Regions from separate parts of the Homo sapiens genome. Here region 1 is linked to region 2. Evidence: chromatin loops called from intact Hi-C (ENCODE). Cell type or tissue: ascending aorta. All regions are shown on one strand. Each heading gives the region's core, and the rest is flanking DNA. Links, peaks and the distances in the headings are about the cores only.

The links. Peaks named below come from ENCODE experiments on the same cell type or tissue, not always from the same donor. Only the 100,000 strongest peaks of a DNase experiment are listed, where the experiment ranks them.
Region 1: a loop joins it to region 2, with 2.5 times the contacts of the local background. A loop is called at or near these places in 3 of 110 quality-filtered maps.

Annotation. Positions count from the first base shown.
Region 1 is chr1:10,159,696-10,165,072 of GRCh38, reverse strand. UBE4B (ubiquitination factor E4B) reads right to left here. Exons shown (of 28, transcript NM_001105562.3): 23 at 3,787-3,931. It also overlaps the pseudogene RNU6-828P. Among named protein-coding and RNA genes, the nearest start is that of KIF1B, 48 kb to the left of the region's middle. In ascending aorta, for the core only: no CTCF peak of the experiment used is centred there; a DNase peak (open chromatin) is centred at 3,312; H3K27ac peaks cover 3,212 bases.
Region 2 is chr1:10,106,781-10,112,157 of GRCh38, reverse strand. The region is part of intron 7 of UBE4B (ubiquitination factor E4B); the gene reads right to left. Among named protein-coding and RNA genes, the nearest start is that of UBE4B, 77 kb to the right of the region's middle. RefSeq lists an enhancer at 2,934-3,434. In ascending aorta, for the core only: no CTCF peak of the experiment used is centred there; DNase peaks (open chromatin) are centred at 2,379, 2,957, 3,807 and 4,367; H3K4me3 peaks cover 1,922 bases; H3K27ac peaks cover 5,000 bases.

The sequences.
Region 1 (5,377 bases), core at 278-5,277, 53 kb before region 2:
GTATTTAATGCCTTGGTATACCTGAGCTCACCAAGCAGTGATGTTCACCGGGGGACATCAGGTTATGTGTGGCAGTGTTTCTCGTTGCCTGAAGGCTGGGGGTAGGAGGGTACATCCCTGACATTAAATGGCAGGAAACAGAGATCCTAAATGTCCTGCAATATATGGGATGGTTTCTCATCATGAGTTATTATTATACCAAATTCCACTAGGCTCAAAATTCCAACTAGTGCCCTCGTTGAGAAACACTAACCTAGAGAGCATGAGTGGGAAAGAAATTGAAGCCTAAGGGCTGAGTGCTGGAGCTCACCAAGCTCAGACGTCAGGGAGATGAGCAGGAACAGCCAGGGCAGTGGGAGGTAGAAAGTGACTTCAAAGCCAAATAAAAATTATTTCTGAAATAGCAATTGTGGGAATTATTTGGGCCTTTTTCATCCATTAACACAGGAAAAATCAATATTATTTGTTCAGTTGGCTCATAAACAAATGCTATTAAGTACTGACTATGAATACGAGAATGTGCTATAGACCTGCATTCCAACATCTAAAATATACGCTGGCCAGCCATGGTGGCTCACAACTATAATCCCAGCATTTTGGGAGGCTGAGGTGGGAGGACTGCTTGAGGCCAGGAGGTTGTAGGCTGTAGTGAGCTAAGATCTGTCATTGCACTCCAGCCTGGGTGACAGAGCAAGACTCTTTCTTTCTTTTTTTTTTTCTTTTTTGAGACGGAGTCTCGCTCTGTTGCCCAGGCTGAAATGTGAAATGTAGTGGCATGGTATCAGCTCACTGCAACCTCTGCCTCCTGGGTTCAAGTGATTCTCCCACCTCAGCCTTCCAAATAGCTGGGATTACAGGCACCTGTCACCATGCCTGGCTAAATTTTGTATTTTTAGTAGACACTGGGTTTCACCATGTTGGCCAGGCTGGTCTCAAACTCCTGGCCTCAGGTGATCTGCCGGCCTCGGCCTCCCAAAGTGCTGATATTACAGGCATGAGCCACTGTGCCCGGTCAAGACTCTGTTTCTATTAAAAAATAATAATAAGGCTGGGCATGGTGGCTCATGTCTGTAACCCCCGCACTTTGGGAGGCTGAGGTGGGTGGATTGCTTGAGGCCAGGAGTTCAAGACCAGCCTGGCCAATGTGGCAAAACCCCATCTCTACTAAAAATACAAAAATTAGCCGGACGTGGTGGTGCACGCCTGTAATCCCAGCAGGCATAAATTGAGCCAAGATTGCGCCACTGCACTCCAACCTGGGTGACAGAGTGAGACTCTGTCTCAAAAAATAAAATAAAATAAAATAAAAAATAATTTAATAATAAAAATAGTAAGTAAATAAAATATAAGACCAGCTTGGGAAAACTAGCAAGACTCTCTCTCTTTAATATTTATTTATTTATTTGAGACGGAGTCTCACTCTGTCGCCCAGGCTGGAGTGCAGTGGTGCGATCTTGGCTCACTGCAACCTCCGCCTCCCGGGTTCAAGCAATTATCCTGCCTCAGCCTCTCAAGTAGCTGGGACTACAGCGGCGTGCCACCACACCCAGCTAATTTTTGTATTTTTAGTAGAGACGGGGTTTCACCATGTTGGCCAGGATGTTCTTGATCTCTTGACATTGTGATCCACTCGCCTCGGCCTTCCAAAGTGCTGGGATTACAGGCGTGAGCCACCACCCCTGGCCTAATATTTATTTTTAAAGGATGGAATGCTTTATGAATTTGCATGTCATCCTCGAGCAGGGGCCATGGTAATCTTCTCTGCATTGTTCCAATGTTAGTATACGTGCTGCTGAAGCAAGCATGTGAGACTTTGTCTCTATAAAAAAAATTTTTTTAATTAGCCAAGCGTGGTGGTACATGCTTGTAGATCCAGCTCTTTGGATCTACAAAGGCTGAGGCAGGAGGATCACTTGAGTCCAGGAGGTTGAGGCTGTGGTGTGCTATGATCCTGCCAGTGCACTCCAGCCAAGGCGACAGATCAACACTCTGTCTTTATTTATTAATAATAATAAAAAACAAATAAGTAAATAAAATATAAGCTGGGCATACCAAGCACTGTGAATGGTATAAAGTGGGTGTTACAGAAGTAAGGAGAAAGGTGAGAATTTTCAGCTATGCTGATTGGCGAAGACAAACCTGAGGGAGTATTTGGATAGGACCTTACTCAGAGAATGGGTAGAACTTTAATACATAAGAAGAAAAGCAGGTATAAATGGGAGCTAAACATTGGTACACATGGACGGAGACGGGAATAACAGACACTGGGGACTACAAGGGAGGGGAGTGAGGGAGGAGTGAGGGTTGAAAACTACCTATTAGGTATTATGCTCACTCCCTGGGTGACAGGCTGAATCATAAAGCCTCAGCATCACGGTATACCCATGTAACAAACCTGCACATGTACCCCATCCCCTGAATCTAAAATAAAAGTTGAAATTAAAAAAGAAAAAAAAAAAAAAAAAGTCTGGGCGCGGTGACTCACGCCTGTAGTCCCAGCACTTTGGGAGGCTGAGGCGGATGGATCACCTGAGGTCAGGAGTCCAAGACAGGCCTGGCCAACATGGTGAAACCCCGTCACTACTAAAAATACAAAAATTGTCCGGGTGCAATGGCTCACGCCTGTAATCCCAGCACTTTGGGAGGCCGAGGAAGGCGGATCACAAGGTCAGGAGATCGAGACCATCCTGGCTAACACGGTGAAACCCCATCTCTACTAAAAATACAAAAAATAAGCCAGGCGTAGTGGCAGGTGCCTGTAGTCCCAACTACTTGGGAGGCTGAGGCAGGAGAATCACTTGTACCCAGGAGGCAAAGATTGCAGTGAGCTGAGATCGTGCCACTGCACTCCAGCATGGGTGAAAGAGCAAGACTCCGTCTCAAAAACAAACAAACAAAATACAAAAACTAGCCAGGTGTGGTGGCAGGCGCCTGTAATCCCAGCTATTCAGAAGGCTGAGGCACGAAAATCGCTTCAACCGGAGAAGCGGGGATTGCAGTGAGAAGAGATCGCACCACTGTACTCCTGCGTGGGCGACAAGAGTGAAACTCCGTCTCAAAAAAAAAAAAAAAAGAAAAAGTGAAGAAAAAGCAGTCCCCACTTTGACATGAGAACCCCTTATGGAAATCAGTTCTGATTCTGAGCCTGACAATTCCAAGAACAGAATCAATAAACCTAAGCCAATCTAAGAAGTCACCAGCAACTGTCAAGGGCCTCATAAGCGACCAAGGAAGTATCTCAGTGGCTGCTACGCACGTCAGGAAAGAGCACTGGTACTGGCACGGCACGTGCTTTCCATGGAACCTGGCAAGCCAGGCCTCTTTTCTATTAATAACTGAATATAAAACCCAAGATCAACTGAAAGGGAAAAAACACCCCGCCAGGATCCTGAGTGATTCACACAGTTGCCTAGAGAAGCCCATAGGAACAAATCAAATTCTTGTCCAGCAGACATAATTCTAGAGATTTCTTTCCTAATTATGTTCATGAATATTAATATATTCAGACAATAAAAGCTCATCTCCAAAAAAGCCCTTTAAAATTAAAAAGGCAGAGAAAGTTTTCAGTGTACATTTTCAAAGACTTCTCAACCCATTTCTTAGCTTCAGATAAGGTATTTAAGAATTTTCCTATTCCAATCCTGCAATATGATTTCATGGAAGGAAAATCCCAGCATGTCAGATCGCATATCATCAGACCCACAAATGCAGCCCCAAAGCAGCTCTGCCCGTGTGTGGAGGCAGATGGCCTGCAAAGCTGTCCAAGCCTCTGGACCACGTCCTCACCCGGGGCAACTGGTCCCACTGTTCTTTGTTCTTCATCTCTTCCTGCACTTCATGGATTCGCTTCAGAGACTCCAGACTTTCATCGAGCAAAAACGTCGTGTCGTTTATCAACATGTTTATATAGCGAACAAACTGCTTCCCGGAGCTGGAAAGGCAATTATATTGTACATGGTCATACATCTCCCTGAAGCAAAATGCCACAGCAAATCCCAGGGAACAAGCACCTCCACCCAGACTGCAACTATCTCACCCTAAAAGCCTGGCTACCCTGGCACAAGTCAGGCACTATGGAATTCAAGGACCACCAAGCTTCTCTTTAGATTATGTTAATCTTGTTTCTTTTTGAGACAGGGTCTCACTCTGTCGCCCAGCCTGGAATGCAGTGGCACAATCACAGCTCACTGCATCCTCGACCTCCAGGGCTCAAGCAATCTTCCTGCCTCAGCCTCCTAAGTAGCTGGAACTACAGGCACACACCACCACGCCCAGCTTTTGTATTTTTTGTAGAGACAGGGACTTGTTATGTTGCCAGGGCTGGTCTCAAACTCCTGGGCTCAAGCGTTCCTCCCACCTCAGCCCCTCAAAATGTTGGGATTACAGAGATGAGCCACCACACCTGGCCTGGATTTTGTTATTCTTTTAAATTGTTTATGATAAGCTCATTCCAGTGGTATTTGGAGCCACCTTGCACGGCTGATGACAGTCAAGTGCTAAATATTCCAGAATTTTATAACCAGATTCCCCTGGCACCTTAAATTGGGCAACAGAGGAAACAGTCACACCATGGAAAACCAGCAAATGCTGACTCCCCCACCCTGCTTCCCAGAGCAGGCTTACCAGCACACCCCTAGCTCACTCCCTCAATGTTTTTAAGGAGAGAAAACACTTCTTCCAGACTAGAACAGGAAAAACGCATATACTCACCAATATACCAAGAAAATGCAAATAATTAACCACATACAACAGATAAGAAAACAACTGATATAGTTATTCCTTATCACAAAGACTGACGCATGGAAGAAAAATTGGAACCTGTAATATTGATAAAGTGGGATATTAACTTACTTTAAAACTGGAAGCCTCCAATCTAAGGAACTGTTCTGCAGATCGTGTTATAATGAGAACTTGCTGGTGAACTGAAATAGCTTGGCCTACCTCTGTTAGACTCTGGAGATGCCAGATTCGTAGAGAAAAAAAGAAGCTACACTTCAGGGTCTACAACTGTGCAACTACGGGGTGGTAAGCCCATGCTGGAGAAGAGAAGTTCCTGTGAACAAGTGCAGGAGGCCTCGATCTCAGGAACATGGCAAGTTCAGGACAAGCGCTCCAATCAGCACCATTCAGACCAAGCCATGGGCCTGCCTCGTGCCAGGCTTTAGCTGGAACACAATTCTGACCATAAGAGCAGTTTATGGAAACAAAAAGTTAAAAAGTTTGCTTCACAGAAATCTATCTGGCAAATAGTTATTCCACTGGTAATTTGTATATTATTGACTAGTAATTCGGTTAACAAGTATAGCTAGATTTGATCAAAGATCTAACATGGGTTGCAAAAGATCCAAGTAGGTGGGATAAAATTTTTATTTATTTA
Region 2 (5,377 bases), core at 233-5,232:
ATCCTTCTGAAAACACAATGTAAATGTGCCTAGGGATTACACGTGCATCCGATCTGTGCAGACTGAATCCCATTTTAAATGCACTAACAAAACTTGCTCTTAAAGCGACTCTGTTTCAGTTTCTTCTATAATTACTCTCCCATTTACTGACTTCTCAAATGCAGCCTTTGGAATTTGCATTTTCTTTCTTTTTTTTTTTTTGAGACAGAGTCTTGCTGTGTTGCCCAGGCTGGAGTGCAGTGGTGTGATCTTGGCTCACTGCAACCTCTGCCTCCCGGATTCAAGTGATTCTCCTGCCTCAGCCTCTCTAGTAGCTGGGATTATAGGCACATGCCATCATGCCTAGCTAATTTTTGTATTTTTAGTAAAGAAGAGGTTTCGCCATGTTGGCCAGGCTTGTCTTGAACTCCTGACCTCAAGTGATCCGCCCACCTCGGCCTCTCAAAGTGCTGGGATTACAGGTGTGAGCCACCGCGCCTGGCCTTGCATTTTCTAATAGCAAGGCAAAGTCAGAGTTGTGCAGGTTTAGGCACTATAAATTCATTAAACAAATGTTGCTAATGGATGTTCTGTGTTCTAGGCACTGCTGTAGGTCCTGGAATAGTGCACGGAACCAGGCGGATGAAGAACGACGGTGTGCGTGCATGGGTGCGTGTGTGTTCTATATAATGTTTGAGACAATGAGGTCAGTGGCCACCCTCTGATAGACCTGAGGAGAGTGAGGGAGCCGGCCATACAGCTGTCTAGTGGGGAGAGTGGTCCGAAGGGGAGAAACAAGTACAAAGGCCTAAGGCAGGAGGGAGTATTACGTGCAAAGAACAGGAGTCCAGTACATGAGTTAGGGGAAGTAGACAAGTAGAGGGAGATTAAGTTAGAATGGGGCACGTATGTGCATGTATGCTTGGTGTGGGGGTGTGTGTGTAGCGCGTGGTGTGTGTGTGTGTAGTATGTGGAGTGTACGTGAGATGCAGGGCCTTGTAGACCATGGTCAGAGGCTTTGGATTTTACTCTGTGTGAGAAGGGAAATCACTGGGGGATCTTAGGGATAGATATGGTGGAAAGACTGTGTGTGTGTGTGTGTGTGTGTGTGTGTGTGTGTGTGTGTGTGTGTGTCAGAGACAGAGAAAGACAGAGAGAGACAGAGAGAGACAGAGAGAAGAGAGGGACAGGGTTTCACTCTATCACCCAGGCTGGAGTGCAGTGGCATGATCACGACTCACTGCAGCCTCTAACTCGTGGGCTCAGACAAGCCTCCCACCTCGGCCTCCAAAGTGATAGGATTACCTGTGCTTGCCACTGTGCCCAGCCAGAATGATTTCTTTTCCACTGTTTCTATGTTTCAACCCCAAGCAGTGACAATCAGCAAAAACAGGAGAGTCAATGTCAACGTTTTTCACTATTCACTAATTTTCCCTTTCTCTACTCATATAAGGCTTGTGACATTCAAGATTTGACCTCCTTCACTGAAATATTTACAGTTAAAAAACAAACACAAAACCACCAAATTTCTTTCTAGTCATCAACTTCCTAGGAAACAATTAGAAACATTTTCCTCCGGATAACTTCTGCGGTACCTTTACCATGGGGTAATTTTTTTTTTCAGATCAACTTCCAGCTTTTATTTATTGATTTATTGATTTTTATTAACTTTTATTTTAGGTTTGGGGGTACATATGAAGGTCTGTTACAGGAGGTTTGCTGTACAGATTATTTCATCACCCATGCATTAAGCCCACCACCCAACAGTTATCTTTTCACACACGGTAATTCTCACTTCACTCATTTATGCCACTCGCGCAAAAAGCAGTTCTTTATATCTCAAACAGTTCTTTTCTCAGAAGTCTGCAAAACATTACAGAAGGAATGTTTTACCTTTTTAAAATTAATCCTTATCATCACCCCTATAAATACTTAACATATAAATGTATGTCCCAACTACTTCCAAAAAGATTTATAAGACATCGAATCCACTGGGCCAGCAGATGGAGAGAGCGATCCAACCCCTGATGATTCTTTCTTCTATGACATTAGTCTTACCAGGCAAGAAGTGAGTGTTAAAATTGCTTACTTCAGAGTAAAAAAATTCTGGGAAGATCAATGAGAAAGGGGGAAGGATAAAGTACTATTTCTTTGCTGACTGCTCAAAGTAACAAGGTTTTGGCTGGACGCAGTGGCTCACGCCTGTAATCCCAGCAATTTGGGAGGCCGAGGTGGGCGGACCACCTGAGGTCAGAAGTTTGAGACTCTGGGAGGCCGAGGTGGGCAGATCACCTGAGGTGTGGAGTTTGAGACCACTCTGGCCAACATGGTGAAATCCTGTCTCTGCTAAAAATACAAAAATTAGCCAGGTGTGGTGGCATGCACCTGTAATCCCAGCTACTTGGGAGGCTGAGGCACGAGAATTGCTTAAACCCAGGAGGTGGAGGTTGCAGTGAGCCGAGATCGCTCCACTGCACTCCAGCTTGGGTGACAAAGCAAGACTCCGTCTCAAAAAAAAAAAAGTAACAAGGTTTTTTGCTAGCTCATCTTGGCTCTGACCCTACTTAGAAGAACCCTAAGTTCTTCTACTTGTTTACATAGTTATGTCATGTATTTTTACCCATGCTTTGGCATTCTTTTTTATATCAACTAAGAACCTATAAGCTGCCAAAATCTGGATGATCACAGTTCACTGTAACGGCCAACAAGGGACATATCAACTGACTGGGATGGCATTTTGTAATTAAGGAGTGAAATGCTGGCACTTCCCTGCCAAAGGAACCGAGTAGATGCACAGACTCTCGGCAGCAAAAACAGTAGTAAGGAACAAGAACAAACAAGACCTATTTGGGCAGAAATGGAAAAGTGGGTGGCAGCACGGTGCGGTGGTGAACATGAGTCTGGATTCAGGATGCTCAAGTCTGAATGCATTTCTATGATTTTGACCCTCTTGTCTGTCCCCCCGGCCCCCCCGTTCCCCCTGCCACTTCCTCACAGCAGGCTACAGCGAGGAGTAAAGGGGCTGATACATGGACAGAGCTGACACCACATCTGGCGCACAATGCTCCATGAGTATTTGCAGCTATTTTTATACACTTGGTACATTTTATTCCTCCTAGTAGGGAGAGAATTTAGATCTGAGGCAAGGCTGGGGTGTTAGAAGTCCAGAAAGAGAGGTATTAGTAAAAGCAGCACACAATCTGATACGGTTGTTAGAGAAAGTCACAACTAAATAGGCCAGGGAGAGAGAATTTCTCCCACAGAAAATTTACAGTAAAACAGGTAACACAGCACTTTTACCATGTGGAAACTGGTTCCTAGGAAGGATGCCTGCTTTATTACTATAATCATGCAATAGGATTTTATCTACGTGAAAAAGACACTTTCACCTTTGGGAAATTTACTTGAGAAATGGTGATAAAATGTTCAGCGTAATACAAATATCAACCTTCCTGAATCAATATTCAACCTTGCATCAACATTCCTCTGTCTCTTTACGTATTCTCTAATGATTCTTCTGAACACCATCGAATTGAATGAAGTGTACCTAACTCCTACTGCAGTCTCTATTTATAGCCTGGAGTTATTTTTGAACAGTGCTGGGCACAAACACCAACTCAGTCCACAGGAAACTTCAATTTAAGAGCAAAATTGTAAGACAATGAGTCAGAGGATTAGAAAGAAGGTGCTATTATATTCTCTTGCTCAAAGTCACCTACACAACCCAAGTAGTGCTTTTCACTCGGTTTCCAGGGGTAAACATTCAGCAACATCCGGAACTATGTTTCAGCCTCTGCGGTCATTTCAAAGGCTCTTTAAACAAATGGGGTCTGGCTTCACTGAGGTCCAGGAGGTGCTAAGAGAAATTTAAGGCTAGACATGAAAGCAAAGTCACAGTTATGCAGATGGTATGACCTCATATGTTCTTCGATGGATTGCCCAGACTGAGCTCAATGGGGGTGAACAGGGGGGCGGTGGAGGCTGGGAGGGGGTGGGAAGGGAGCACGCACGCACACACACACACACACACACCTCCCCCAAATCCCAGCCCCTCTCCCGTTACTAAATAGCAGCAATTCATGCAACTGTACTTAAGAAAACATGCCTCAGAGAGTACAAGTTGTCACATCTGGTAGTTCACAATAACATTCTCGCAATAGATAAATGAAGGGTCCCTCATTTTAGATCTAAAGGTGGATAAACTTGATGACTGATCTTTAATCTGTTTTCATGCTTTTGAAAAATGATTATACATAAAGTTTTCCTCCAAACTTGCCAGGCGACAACTCTGAAAATTCTGGGGCCAGACACAGTGACTCACTCCTGTAATCCCAACATTTTGGGAGGCCAAGACGGGCAGATCACTTGAGGTCAGGAGTTCGAGACCAGCCTGGCCAACCTGGCAAAACCCTGTCTCTACTAAAAATACAAAAATTAGCCGGGCATGGTGGCGGGTGCCTGTAATCCCAGCTACTTGGGAGTCTGAGGCAGGAGAATCACTTGAACCCAGGAGGAGGAAGTTGCCGTGAGCCGAGATTGCGCCATTGCACTCCGGCCTGGGCAACAAGAGCAGAACTCTGCCTCAAAAAAAAAAAAAAAAAAGAAAGAAAGAAAGAAAAAAAGAAAATTCTCCTATGTGCTACTTTATCCCATGAGAAGGTCTGAACACATCAATATACTCTGGAGCCCACCTCATTTGACCCTATCCTGCCTGGATTCAAAGCACGCCCCTTGTTAGAGCTTATAGAAGTTAGTTCCTAAGCATCTACGCACATGCAGGGGTAAGACTCCATTCCTCTGATACCTGGACCCAAACTGGACACAAGAAAAATCATCACCACCACCACCACCTTCATCATCACCATCACCATCATCATCATCTTCTTCTTCATCTTCTTCATCACTACTGTCCCCAGAAAGTGCGAGGAAGAGGAAGGAGAAAGGATTGTCGTACATACTACCACAACAAAAGCAAAAAAGGCCATCAGAGAACAAAGAAAAAACAAGACGGGGAGAAGCTTTTGCAACTGCTGTCCTTTTAAATAAACCATACACTAAAACTTTTGGCCACTGACATGCAGAAACATAATTCACCTAAATTATAGAAACACATACAGGTACATTTGAGAGAAGGGGCCACTGGATTAGTGGAATTCTGATACTGCTTCCTTCTAAGAGACTGAACTTACATATAACTAAAACTCAACACGTCAGGACATGAACCGACCCACCCCACTCACCAGAAGTAAAAAACACCAGGCCCAGATTTGCTCCCACACCTGCTTGGTCTGATAGCATTTCAACTACCACTGGCAACAGGACAAAAGGCCAAAAAGGGTTCCTGTGTGCCCCAACTCTCAAAGGGAAGAAAGGGATTCACAATAGAATAGAGCAACCC